2 separate regions of the Homo sapiens genome follow, and region 2 is linked to region 1. A link is a contact called in ENCODE POLR2A ChIA-PET data. All regions are on one chromosome and are shown on one strand. Each heading gives the region's core, a stretch centred on a gene start or an enhancer-like site at or near the end of the contact. The rest is flanking DNA. Distances are from core to core; before and after follow the strand shown.

Region 1 (6,520 bases), core at 3,513-6,012:
ATCTCAGCTACTTGGGAGACTGAGGCAGGAGAATCCCTTGAACCCGGGAGGCAGAGGCTGCAAGTGAGCCAAGATCTCATCACTGCACTCCAGCCAGCAAGACTCTGTCTCAAAACAAACAAAACAAAATTCTCAGATGCTCAAGCCCTGGTATAAAATGATGTGTAGTATTTGCATATAGCTTATGTACATACTCCCACATACTTTAAATTATCTCTAGATTACTTATAATACTTAATACAATGTAAATGCTATGTAAATAGTTGTTATACTGTATTGTTTAGGGAATAATGACAAGAAAAAAAGTCTAGGCTGGGTACAGTGGCTCAGGCCTGTAATCCCACCACTTTGGGAGACTTAAATAGGAGGATTGCTTGAGGCCAGGAGTTCGCGACCAGCCTGGGCAACATAGTGGCACCGTGTCTCTACAAAAAAAATAAAACATAAAAAAATTTAACCGGGCGTGGTGGCACCTACTTGTAGTCCCAGCTACTTGGGGGGCCAAGGTGAAGGGTCACTTAAGCCAAGGAGTTTGAGGTTACGGTGAGCTGAGGGCACCACTGCACTCCAACCTGGGTGGCAGAAAGAGACCCTGTCTCAAAAAAAGTCTGTACATATGCAGTACAGATGCAGTTTTTTTTTTTTTTTTTGAGGCAGAGTTTCGCTCTTGTTGCCCAGGCTGGAGTGCAATGGTGCAATCTCAGCTTACCGTAACCTCCGCCTCCCAGGTTCAGGCGATTCTCCTGTCTCAGCCTCCCGAGTAGCTGGGACTACAGGCATGCCACACCTGGCTAATTTTGTATTTTTAACAGAGATGGGGTTTCTCCATGTTGGTCAGGCTGGTCTCGAACTCCTGACTTCAGGTGATCTGCCCGCCTCTGCCTCCCAAAGTGCTAGGATTACAGGCGTGAGCCACCGTGCCTGGCCTTGCAGTTTTTTTTCCCCCAAATATTTTTGATCTGCAGTTGATTGAATCCACAGATATGGAACTCATAGATACGGACAGCCAACTGTATTTCATTTTTAAAAAAATCATACACTAAAAACTTTTGTTAATTTTTTTAACTTTTTTTTTTTTTTTTTTTTGAGTCGGAGTCTCACTCTGTCGCCCGGGTTGGAGTGCAATGGCGCGATCTCTGGCTCAATGCAACCTCCGCCTCCCAGGTTCAAGCAATTCTCCTGCCTCAGCCTCCCGAGTAGCTGGGATTACAGGCACCCGCAACCACACCCGGCTATTTTTGTGTTTTTAGTAGAGACGGTTTCACCATATTGGCCAGGCTGGTCTCAAACTCCTGACCTCATGATCTGCCCACCTCGGCCTCCCAAAGTGCTGGGATTGAGGCTTGAGCCACCACGCCCGGCCTCTAATTTTTTTAACTTAATAATCAGGCTATGAATATTTTCCCGTGTCATTAATAAATTTTCTTCTCTTTTCTTTTTTGTTTTTTTTGAGACAGGGTCTTGCTCTGTCACCCAGGCTGGAGTGTGCACTTCAGTGGCGTGATCACAGCTCACTGCAGCCTCCATCTCCTGGGCTCAAGTGATCTTCCTGCCTTAGCCTCTCGAGTTGCTGAAACTACAGGTGCATGCCACTGTACCTGGCCAAATTTTTCTACAACATAATTTTAATGGCTATATGGTATTCCATTATTTGGTTCTTTATATTACTTTTACCAGTGAAATTGCTGGTCTAAAAGAATGCGTATTTTTGGCCGGGCGCGGTGGCTCACGCCTGTAATCCCAGCACTCTGAGGAGGCTGAGGCGGGCAGATCACCTGAGGTCAGGAGTTCAAGACCAGCCTGGCTAACATGGTGAAACCCTGTCTCTACTAAAAATACACAAATTAGCCAGGCATGATGACGGGTGCCTGTAATCCCACTTACTCGGGAGGCTGAGGTGGAAGAATCACTTGAACCTGGGAGGTGGAGGTTGCAGTGAGCCGAGATCGCGCCATTGCACTACTGCAGCCTAGGCAACAGCGAGACTCCATCTCAAAAAACAAACAAACAAAACATATTTTTAAAAACTTTTGACATGTAACACCAAATTGCCTTGTAGGAAGATTATGCTGATTTACCTAAAACAGTATATATTCACATAGGCATAAATGTATAACTTAAAATAGGTAATATATTTGCATGGTGCAAAAATCAAAAGAATATAAAAAGCTTCATGGTTTAAAATCTTCCTCCAGCCTTGTTACTTCTTCACTCTCACCATCCATAGGTAAACACTTTTTTTTTTTTTTTTTTGGAGACAGAGTCTCACTCTGTCAACCAGGCTGGAATACAGTGGCACAATCTCAGCTTACTGCAACCTCTGCCTCCCTGGTTCAAGTGATTCTCCTGCCTCAGCCTCCCGAGTAGCTAGGATTACAGGCACGCCACCACACCTGGCTAATTTTTGTATTTTTATTAGAGATGGGGTTTTGCCATATTGGCCAGGCTGGTCTTGAACTCCTGACCTCAGGTGATCCACCTGCCTTGGCCTCCCAGAGTGCTGGGATTACAGGCATGAGCCATCTAATAAACACTTTTATTAGGTTCTTGGGTTTGAGTGTTTGTGTGTTATTCCCCAAACCAGATACCTTTTGAAGGGAATAAATCTCTATAAAATGAAATGACTGCTATTTGACTAGGATTGTAATCTGCAGCCACACTGTCAACCATTACAAACTTTTTCAGCTTCATACTATTGGAATATCAGATTACTTTGGGTTTCTACTAAGATTTCCTTTTAGTATTTTACAAAGCTCTCTGTCATTATCTGTCCTAGTAGTAAACAGCATCATTGATTTCCATCTAGGTCCTATTAGTCATAGGTGGATTATGGTTTGTTGAGTTCTATGGATAAATTATAGCAAAACTGAGTTTGTAATCCTTAAAAAAGGGCAATATGAAACATACAAGTTTGGGAGAGAAATGATAGGAAATATATTTGCTTGAAGTTTCTGGACAGTGATGAATTAGAACAAGTGTCCATGTGTCCTGTGCTGACTTCTGAGTGTTGGACAGTGAGGGATTGTCATTGGATTTTAAATTGACCCAATTTTGGAAGCTTCATAGATCTGTTTCTGTAAACAGATCCAATTTCAACATAGAAGTTAGCAAACATAAATGTGGAAACACAAAGTCCATTAAACTTCCTTCAGACTTAGTTTGTGACTTTGATTAACAGTTAAAATTGCATGCTGGATTATGTTGCCATTTACTGACTGCTGCTAATCCCTTATATACAAGAAAAAAATGTAGGTGTTTTCTCTCTGGGTAAGATGAAAGTAACTCCACTCTATTTTACTTGTGGTAATGTAACAGGATCTCTTATCCCTTGTGAAAGTAGGAGAGGATGTCCCTGGAGAAATGGCACTGCCTGGGATGGGACCATCTTAACTAACTATACTTCTAATGAAGTCTTGTCTTACTCTGTTTATTCTATTATATTACCAGTTTAACTCATGACTTTCTCTTTAATAGAAATAGGCAAGTCATATCTCACTGACTGGATAGCAAGGTGTTTGAGAGCATCTGTCACACCAAAGTCTTTGTTTTGCTCAGGAGCTGGTAGTCCCCTATTTCACCCTGCTTAGAATGCACCCTCTTGCAGCTTTCCCCAACCCGGTCTGAACCTGCACCTTTTGATTTATAGAGCTTGTCAAGACTAGTTATTTTTGGTTTGAGAGTGAAGAAAGATGGGAGGCAATGGGAGGTTAATTTCAGATGAATGTGGGAACAGGTTACATTGCTTTGTCTGCAATCTTCCTAATTTGTATTTGTCTTCCCCTTCCATTTATCTCTTACCCTAGAAAAAGTCAACGTTCATTCTTAGCTTGTAGAACTCCGCAGGTCTGTCTGTATCTTTTAAGTATTTTTTACATCAGGAAACCATCTCTGATCCTCTTTTATGCTGTTCTCCTTCTCTGCACTTCCAGAGCGCTCTCTGTTAATGCCCTCTTGCAGCAAGGATAGCCCTATATTGTAATTGTTTGCATTCCCCCATTCAATTGTGCGTTCTTGGAGGGAAGAGATTTTTTTTTGTTGTTGTTGTTTGAGAAGGAGTCTCGCTCTGTCCCAGGCTGGAGTGCAGCGGTGCAATCTCGGCTCACTGCAGCCTCCACCTCCTGGGTTCAAGCTATTTTCCTGCCTCAGCCTCCCGAGTAGCTGGGATTAAAGGCACGTACCCACCACGCCCGCTAATTTTTGTATTTTTAGTAGAGACGGGTTTCACCATGTTGGCCTGGCTGATCTCGAACTCCTGACTTCGTGATCCGCCTGCCTTGGCCTCCCAAAGTACTGGGATTACAGGCATAAGTCACTGTGCCCGGCCGAGATTTTATATCTCTATCTCTGTCTGTCTGTCTGTCTGTCTGTCTATCTATCTATCTATCTATCGTTTTAGTCTTCGCTTTTTGGAAACAAAAATGGGCTATAAGACACGATGGATGGCATTGAATAGGCAGTTTTTAGAGGAACCTAATTGGTTCATAGCATACAGGATAGGCTTTTTCCTTGGGTCTTTGTAGGAATATTGGTCATTAATAGCTATTTTTCCATGCAGAATATTTCTAGTTTTGCAAGAATCTGAAGCTGTGGTAGATTCAGATAATTTTGAAATGTGAAGCTGATTCTCTTGCTTGGCAACTTGATTTGTTTGGGGGAATGTGGTTGACGCATGTGCCTTTTTTTTTTTTTTTTTTTTGGTGAGACCTGTTGACAGAAATTCAATCTTGATTAAGGGACGCAGGAAGGCATCCAGTTCCCACCATGCCTGGGGCTCTCTCATTTAAACAGCTGCCTTTGGCTCTGGCCTGTTCCATTTCCCACTAGGCCCTGTGGACTTTAATTTTGGAAGATTTCACATCCTCATATTTATTATTTCTGGGGGAGGTAGTGTCGTGAAACCGAAATTACCCAGTAGTTAGCTTTTCGTTTTCTTGATGTACTTGTCCTATCAGCCTTAATTGAAGAGAGTCAGACTTCTCAATGGATATGTATTTATTTATTCTCTTTTTCCAGGGAGAGGGGATGGTCTCCTGAGTTGGCCATTCTAGACCAAAATATAGCTTAAAAGAAGCTTTTTTAAAGAACAGGTCATGTTAGGAAAATAATATTTTGTTTTTAAAATTTCACCTAAAGATTAAGTGTACTTAGGTTTGCACCCCTCGCCGTTTGTTCCCCACTAATCAAATGTAGTCTTAGACCTCAGAGGACAGCCTTTCTTCTGCTGCTTGAACCCTCTTCATAGTCTCTTTACTCTAGAATATCACTGAGGTTTTCACTAACCACCATCTTATATAGAGGAAAAACTTCATATGGAAAAGTATACTTAAAAAAAGAGGAATCAATGGATTTTTTAAAAAATTTATGGGAAGATTCAGATCAGAGCTTTCCAAATATATTTATAACAGGATTTGTAATTTGCTAAAGTTTTCTTTATGAGCATATCAGGGATGCTTAGTTTTCATAAAGGGCAGGATTTGTCTTTGTTGAACAGGATCTTATGATTTGATTACCTACCTCCTTTTTGAAGCAATGTTTATAGGAAAACTTGTGCATTAGAGAGACCCCAGATTTTGGAATCCTGCAGACTTGTTCTTTTAAAACTCAACACTGCTATGTATTAGTTTGGTGATCTTGGAATAGTGTAACTTCTCTGAGCTTGTTTCCTTGTTTATAAAATGGTGATGGTAGCATTTATTTATAAAGACATCTATCTATTGTCTATATTGTTAATGCAGTTTAAACGAGATGATTTATGTGAAGTGTCTGGTAAGGTGCCTGGCCTACAGTAGACAGTATTTGGAAGTTATTATCTCTTGCTCCATGACATTTGTTATTTATCTATTTAAATGTGAATTTTTTTTTTTTTTTTTGAGACAGAGTCTTGCTTTGTTGCCCAGGCTGGAGTGCAGTGGCGCGATCTCGGCTCACTGCAACCTCCGCCTCCTGGGTTCACGCCATTCTCCTGCCTCAGCCTCCCGAGTAGCTGGGACTACAGGCATCCACCACCACGCCTGGCTAATTTTTTTGTATTTTTAGTAGAGACGGGGTTTCACTGTGTTAGCCAGGATGGTCTCAATCTCTTGACCTCATGATCCACCCGCCTCGGCCTCCCAAAGTGCTGGGATTACAGGCGTGAGCCACCGCGCCCAGCTTAAATGTCTATTTTTAAATAAATAGGCAGTGGATAAGAACACCACCTTCGGTGTCTATTCCATTTGGAATCCTGGCTTTACTGCTTCTTAGCTGCATGACTGTGAATAAGTAGTAAATCTCTCTGTGCCTCAAGTCCCTCAGTATAGAATGAAGATAATAACAGTACCTACTTTATAGGATTATTGTGAGGATTTAGTGAGTTAATACATGTAAGACACTGTCAACAGTGTCTGGCATGTCATAAGTGCTCATTAAGTAATAGCTGTTGGCCGGGCACGGTGGCTTACGCTAGTAATCCCAGCAGTTTGGGAGGCTGAGGCGGGTGGATCACTTGAGGTCAGGAGTTCAAGACCAGCCTGGCCAACAT
Region 2 (6,232 bases), core at 1,485-3,984, 1.9 Mb after region 1:
GCTAGTGAGAGGGACCTGCTTCCGGTAAAGCCTGACATCCCCCCAGCATCCAGAAATCCCTCTTAGGCATGAGGGAGGGTTCCCGGCCAACAGGCACCATCCTGGGTAAGAACAGCCAGGATGGCAGTCAGCTGGGGCAAGGCCTGAGACGTGGATTCTGCCTGGGGACGCACCCAGGAGAAGCTGGAAGCCCTGGGCCTCTCTCTGGCCCCTCACTCCTACACATTGTGCTTGGTAACCCCAAAGCATTCAGGCCCCCCAGTCTTCCCCAAGGCACCTGTCTCCCAACCTACCCTGTCCCATCTCCTTCCCCACGTGACAAAGACTAATTCCAAACCACTTACCTGTCTAGGGCAGCTCACTCCCCTGCTCATAAGCTTTCAACAGGTCTCCATTACCAACAGGGAAAAAGCCCACAGCTTCAGTCTCACTCCCCAAATCACTTAGAAGAAGCCCTGCCACACTTTCTGTGGGCGGGATCCTGCTGCTGCTTCTCCTCACTCTCCCGGGTCCCAAATCCAGCTCCACACCCAATGCCACCCCTGGCCTGCCAAACCTGCAGCCCGCCTTCCTGCCACACTCTGGTGACCAACCTCAGGATGCCCTCTTTTGGGGGCAGATGCAGCAGGACTGAAGTCCCAGCTCACTACAGCCATCAGCCCAGCTTCTGCTGAAGATGCACTTTTGTCACCGCCACCAGGATGAACATCTCCTCCACCTTGCCTGCACCAGGCTGGAGGCTGCAAGAGCTATAACATCACTCCTGCTAATTGTGAGAACTGACTCTTCCCTACCATCCACATGGTTACAATCAGGGTAACCATGTTCTTCCATGGGGCTGCACCTCCTGCCCATACAGTGATTGGCCCAAGCTGGTCCTGTCAGCCCCTCCCCCTAGGACTGTGATTCAGGAGCTGTAAGAGACCATGTTCTCTACTTGAACATGCACAGGCTAAGCCAGCCTTCAGAATAAAAACACAATGCAGGCCAAGCGCAGTGGATCACGCCTGTAAACCCAGCACTTTGGGAGGCTGAGGCAGGCAGATCACGAGGTCAGGAGATCGAGACCATCCTGGCTAACACGGTGAAACCCCGTCTCTACTAAAAATACAAAAAACTAGCCAGGCATCATGGCGGGCGCCTGTAGTCCCAGCTACTCGGGAGACTAAGGCAGGGGAATTGAACCCAGGAGGCAGAGGTTGCAGTGAGCTGAGATCACACCACTGCACTCCAGCCTGGGCAAGAGAGCGAGACTCCATCTCAAAAAACAAACAACACAATGCAGTGCACATCCTGGGTTCCCCACAGCCCCGCAGTCAGATTCTGTTCCTGAAACCTGATTTCACCCTTGCTCTTGATATCCATAACATGTAAGATCCTTTCAATAAAGTCCTTATTTTGGGTTACATTCACCTGAGTCTTCTACCTGCAACCAAACTGGTCCTCAGGAGGATGAGGCTTTGCAGAGACAAGAAGTGACCTCTTTCCTGTGTGGGGGGATTATTACTACCTTTTGGAGGAGAAAACCGAACCCAGAGAAAGATCAAGACTTGCTTAGGACTGCACAGTGAGTCAGCTTCAGAACTGAGTCTTGCTGGGTGCGGTGGCTCACACCTGTAATCCTAGCACTTTGGGAGTCCAAGGCAGGTGGATCACCTGAGGTCAGGAGTTCGAGACCAGCCTGGCCAACGTGGCGAAACCCTGTCTCCACTAAAAATACAAAAATTAGCCGCGTATGGTGGTGCATGCCTGTAGTCCCAGCTACTCAGGAGGCTGAGGCAGGAGAATCACTTGAACTCGGAAGGCAGAGGTTGCACTGAGCTGAGATTGCAACGCTGCACGCCCAGCCTGGGTGACCGAGACTCCGTCTCAAAAATAATAATAATAAAAAAAAGAACTGAGTCTCAAACTGAGGCCCACGTGAATCCATCCGTGGAAGCCCATAAAGGTAGGGCCAGAGCCTCTCGGGGGCTCTTCAGGGAAGCTGCAGATCTGTGATGAAAAAGCTTTTTCTTCAGCACTGGGAGGGGTAGGGGGCCACACATCTGGACAGAGTACATCAGATAATTCTAAGTGGTTTGGGAAAGGAATCAGACTGTGCTGGGCTGCTGAAGCCAGACCCCTGGATGCCAAAATCACTGCCCTTGGCTCTGTCCAGAAGAGAGGATGGGTCCAGGGAGTTGTCATAAGGTAGGGAGCTGCGAAGTGCAGCTGCTGGGGAGTGAGGTCACAATGAGCCCAATCCAAGTTCTTTTCTGCCTTCTGACCAGCCCCTCCCCTCTCCACAACCAGGAACTTCCGTCAAGCCCAGGTGAGAGGTGCCAGGAGGCTGCCTGGGTCCTCAAGGGGGATATATGTCCAAATGGCCTTACCACAAGGCCCCTTCGCCCTCAAAGTTCTGCTCCTCCCGGGGGCTTCTTAGGATCTAAAAGGATCAGTCCTAGCCATCTCGTCAGCCATCTCAGCAAGGGCTGACGGGGCGGAACAGCAAAGCAGAGGCGGGTCCTGAGAGCGTGGAGCCTGAAGCCCGGCGCCAGAGGGAGACCAAGAGGGTGAGATGCGGCTGGAACCCAGCCAGAGCGGAGACTGAAGCCTGAACTAGGGGCCGGGCCTCAGGCCTAGGAACTAGCCACGAGCTGAAAAGGAGGCGGATGGCCCGGACAGAAGAGGCGGGGCTTTCAGACCAGAGGGCGGAGCCAAGAGCTGAAAAGGGTGGTGATTTGGTCCAGAAGAGGAAGAACTTAGGCTCCGGAGGCAGAGCCAAAGGCTGAAGGGGACTACTCCCTAGGACAGAGGCCGGGAGGTATCGGGCCGACGAAGCCGAGTGGCGCGGAGGAGCGGAGCCTTCAGCCCCGCGGCTGGGCCGAGCCCGAAGGTGGCGTCGGTGTCGGGGAGCCGCCGCGTGCACCGGCCGTCCTCCCTGGGCCGCATCGCGGTGGTGGTGGACCAGGGCTCGGGCTTCACCAAGGCGGGCTTCGCGGGCGAGAACCAGCCGCGCATAGTGCTGAAGAGCTCTAGCTTGGTGCCCAGCTGGGACCGGCCGGTGCTGCCCGGAGCGCCGGGCTGCGAGCTGGCGGGCGGCGTGGCGCGGGCGCACCCCATCAAGCACGGCGTGGTGGCGGACTGGGAGGCGCTGGAAGGGCTGTGGGAGCGCCTGCTGGTGGGCGGCCTGCGGGTGTGCCCAGAGCAGTGGCCCGTGCTGGTGAGCGACTCGCCGTTGGCGCCGCCCGCGGGCCGCGAAAGGGTGGCGGAGCTGCTGTTCGAGACCCTGGCAGTGCCCGCGTGCCACATGGCTAGCACCGCGTTGCTGGCGCTCTGCTCCACCGGCGCGTTCAGCGGGCTGGCCGTGGAGGCGGGCGCGGGCGTGTGCCACGCCACGCCCATCTACGCGGGTCACTCGTGGCACCAGGCCACCTTCCGACTGAACGTGGCAGGCAGCACCCTGTCGCGCTACCTGCGGGATCTGCTGGTGGCGGCGAACCCTGACCTCTTGCAGCAGGCCCTGCCCCGCAAGGCCATCACACATCTCAAGAAGCGCAGCTGCTACGTGTCCCTGGACTTCGAGGGCGACCTCCGCGACCCCGCCCGCCACCATCCGGCCAGTTTCAGCGTGGGTAACGGGTGCTGCGTCTGCCTCAGCAGTGAGCGCTTCCGCTGCCCCGAACCCATCTTCCAGCCGGGCCTGCTGGGCCAGGCTGAGCAGGGGCTGCCCGCGCTGGCCTTCCGGGCGCTGCAGAAGATGCCCAAAACGCTGCGGACACGCCTGGCAGACACCGTGGTGCTAGCCGGCGGCTCCACACTGTTTCCTGGCTTCGCCGAGCGCCTGGACAAGGAGCTGGAGGCGCAGTGCCGGCGGCACGGCTACGCGGCCCTGCGGCCCCACCTGGTGGCCAAGCATGGGCGTGGCATGGCTGTGTGGACCGGCGGCTCCATGGTGGCCTCCCTGCACTCCTTCCAGCGCCGCTGGATAACTCGGGCCATGTACCAGGAGTGTGGCTCCAGGCTGCTGTACGATGTGTTCAACTGAGTCAGGCTGGACTGGGGGGGGTGGCACTGCGTTGGGGGACAGCTCTCTATCTAAAGAGTCAAGTGTTTGGAGCTGGCAGGGTCCTCCTGGAGGTTGGAGCTGACTGGATGGGTCACCCCCATACCCTTTCTGGGCCAGGAGAAGGTATTTGGGACCCATGGGACCCTCATTTTGAACTGCAGTTTGAATCTCCCCAACCACTGCCAGTTCAGAGAATGCCAGTCCAGCTGCCTACCCACAGGGCCCTACTTTATGGCAATAAAGGTGATGCCCCACTTGTGTCCATGCCACAGATATGGGAGTTCCTCCAAACCCTCGTCATGTACCATTTGGACATACATCCGATGCCAGGCCCCAAGGGGCGATCCCTTGAAAAGCTACTAAATCTCATGTGAAAGTCACCAGGAGGAGGAGCCCTGTGCCTAGCCATGTGCTCAGGTCATTGTTGACTATGAGTGCCTCAGTTTCCCCTTCTGTAAAAAGTGGGGTCAGGCACAATCCCGGGCCTGCTCACTGCTCCCTCCCCCTTACAAGAGCTATGGAGCAAAGGGAGGTGGAGATATTTCTTGAACACACAAAGGGAAGGGCAGCTTATTTTTTGGAAGTCACCACTCAAGGGCCTCAAGCCCTGGCTATCAGCACTGTTCGAGCTTGTGTATACACGTGTCCACACAAACGCGTGGGTGTTCACGTACCTGCCTACTCACGTATGTCCTCGGGCCAGGCCCTGCCCTGTGAACCTGTGAGCACAGCCTTCCACGCCTAGCCCAGCCCTGAATGATATCCCACCACAGTTGTGATGGGCCAGCAACTAAAGCAACAGCAGCCCCTAGTATGAAGCACCCAGTGTATGCCAGACATTATTCTGGGTGCTGGAAACAGAATAAAACAGACAAAAATCCCTGCCTTCGTTCTCACTGGTCACAGTGATGTATGAAGGGCAGCTCTATTGTTATGATGGTTTACAGATGAGGAAACAGGCCCAGAGAGGTCAAGGGGCACAGCTACAAAGTGGGAGCCAGGATTTGAACCCAAGCCCCTAGCTCTATAACCCTGAGTCAAGACTGTGGAGGATCCCACAGCACAGCAGATGCCCACTGCCTCACAGTGGATCCCCCACCATCAGCCACTCCACTCACCAGCTTGGTGGCATCCATGGCAGCGAGCACTGCACGGTTCAGCGATTCCAATGCAGCCAGCACCGGCCGGTAGACACCCAGGTGCTCTGAGAAGTAGTCTGCAGGCAGAAGAGGTGCTCAAGGGTTCCTGGACCCCCACCCATCTACCCACCCTGGGATTCTGGCCCCCTGGAATTCCTCAGCAGCCAAGCAGGCCTTATATCCTGAGCCCAGCCCAACCTGTCCCATCAGGAGACCAGCAACAGTCCCTTGCCACACGTACCCTGGGGCCCAGGGGCCACAGGAGAAAAGAGCTCCCATGGGCCTACTCACCACACAGTTTTTCTGTTTCTAAATTGCTGCAGGGAAAAGAGAAGGCGCCCTTCAGACCTGGGCCTGGTAAACTGGGACTAATGGGGCCAATGCCCCACATCCCACCCCACCAACTCCCAGCTTAGCCTAACAAGGCCACTTCTGCTCCACCCCAGATTAAGTTGCTCCTGTGGACAGAGTCCTTGCAGGGTTGGAGAATGGGTTCTACTGCCCCCACCAATCACTCTAAGGGCAAAGATTCAGACCCATTCTTGGCTACCAAGAGGATCTCAGGCCAGGGGAAGATGGATGTGGACACAGGCCAGTGAGAAGTGGTCAGAGCTGCGAAGGGGAAGCCAGGTGCAAGGCAATGAAGTCCAGGGACGGCATGGGGTATTTAGTTGTAGGTTAGGGAGGGTTTCCTAGAGGAAGAGCTGCCTAAGTGAGGCCCTGAAGGACAAGGAACTGGGTGGGGAGTCTGGCCAGGAGGGGAGGGGAAGCACTGCAGATGAAGGTTCCAGCCCAAGTCTCAGGAGCCTGAGACTGACCCTCAGGAAAGGGGAGAAGGGAAGTAGAGGGAGTAACAGCGGTTCATGCGTGTGCACCCCTGGGAGCAGGCACGGGAAGGAGCGTGCACACTCCTGCCAAGACGCGTAGATGTGGGAGCACACAAGGGGTAGATGGTTGCGTGTTTATGCACTGCATTCTCGGGTGGAAGCAGGCGGGGCCCAGCTGTCCCCAGGCATCCTCTGGTCCCTGTGGGAAGCGGGAATGG

Evidence for each region. ChIA-PET counts read pairs that join two places held with the same protein, here RNA polymerase II (POLR2A).
Region 2: POLR2A ChIA-PET joins it to region 1 with 11 read pairs in GM10248. The contact joins the promoter of ACTL10 here to the enhancer-like site in region 1. POLR2A ChIA-PET finds 5 or more read pairs at or near these places in 2 of 52 experiments (GM10248 and MCF 10A).

What each region holds. Positions count from the first base shown.
Region 1 is chr20:31,743,094-31,749,613 of GRCh38, forward strand. The region is part of intron 2 of TPX2 (TPX2 microtubule nucleation factor); the gene reads left to right. Among named protein-coding and RNA genes, the nearest start is that of TPX2, 7.1 kb to the left of the region's middle. Within about 2 kb of position 4,763, at least 2 of the 41 ENCODE cell types and tissues checked have a DNase peak (open chromatin) inside an H3K27ac peak, as active enhancers do.
Region 2 is chr20:33,664,209-33,670,440 of GRCh38, forward strand. It overlaps ACTL10 (actin like 10), which reads left to right and starts at 2,735. Exons shown (of 1, transcript NM_001024675.2): 1 at 2,735-4,317. The coding sequence starts at 3,290. The coding sequence ends at 4,027. NECAB3 (N-terminal EF-hand calcium binding protein 3) reads right to left here. Exons shown (of 12, transcript NM_031232.4): 4 at 5,479-5,504; 5 at 5,167-5,264. RefSeq lists enhancers at 1-577, 2,428-2,647, 3,458-3,537 and a silencer at 2,778-3,107.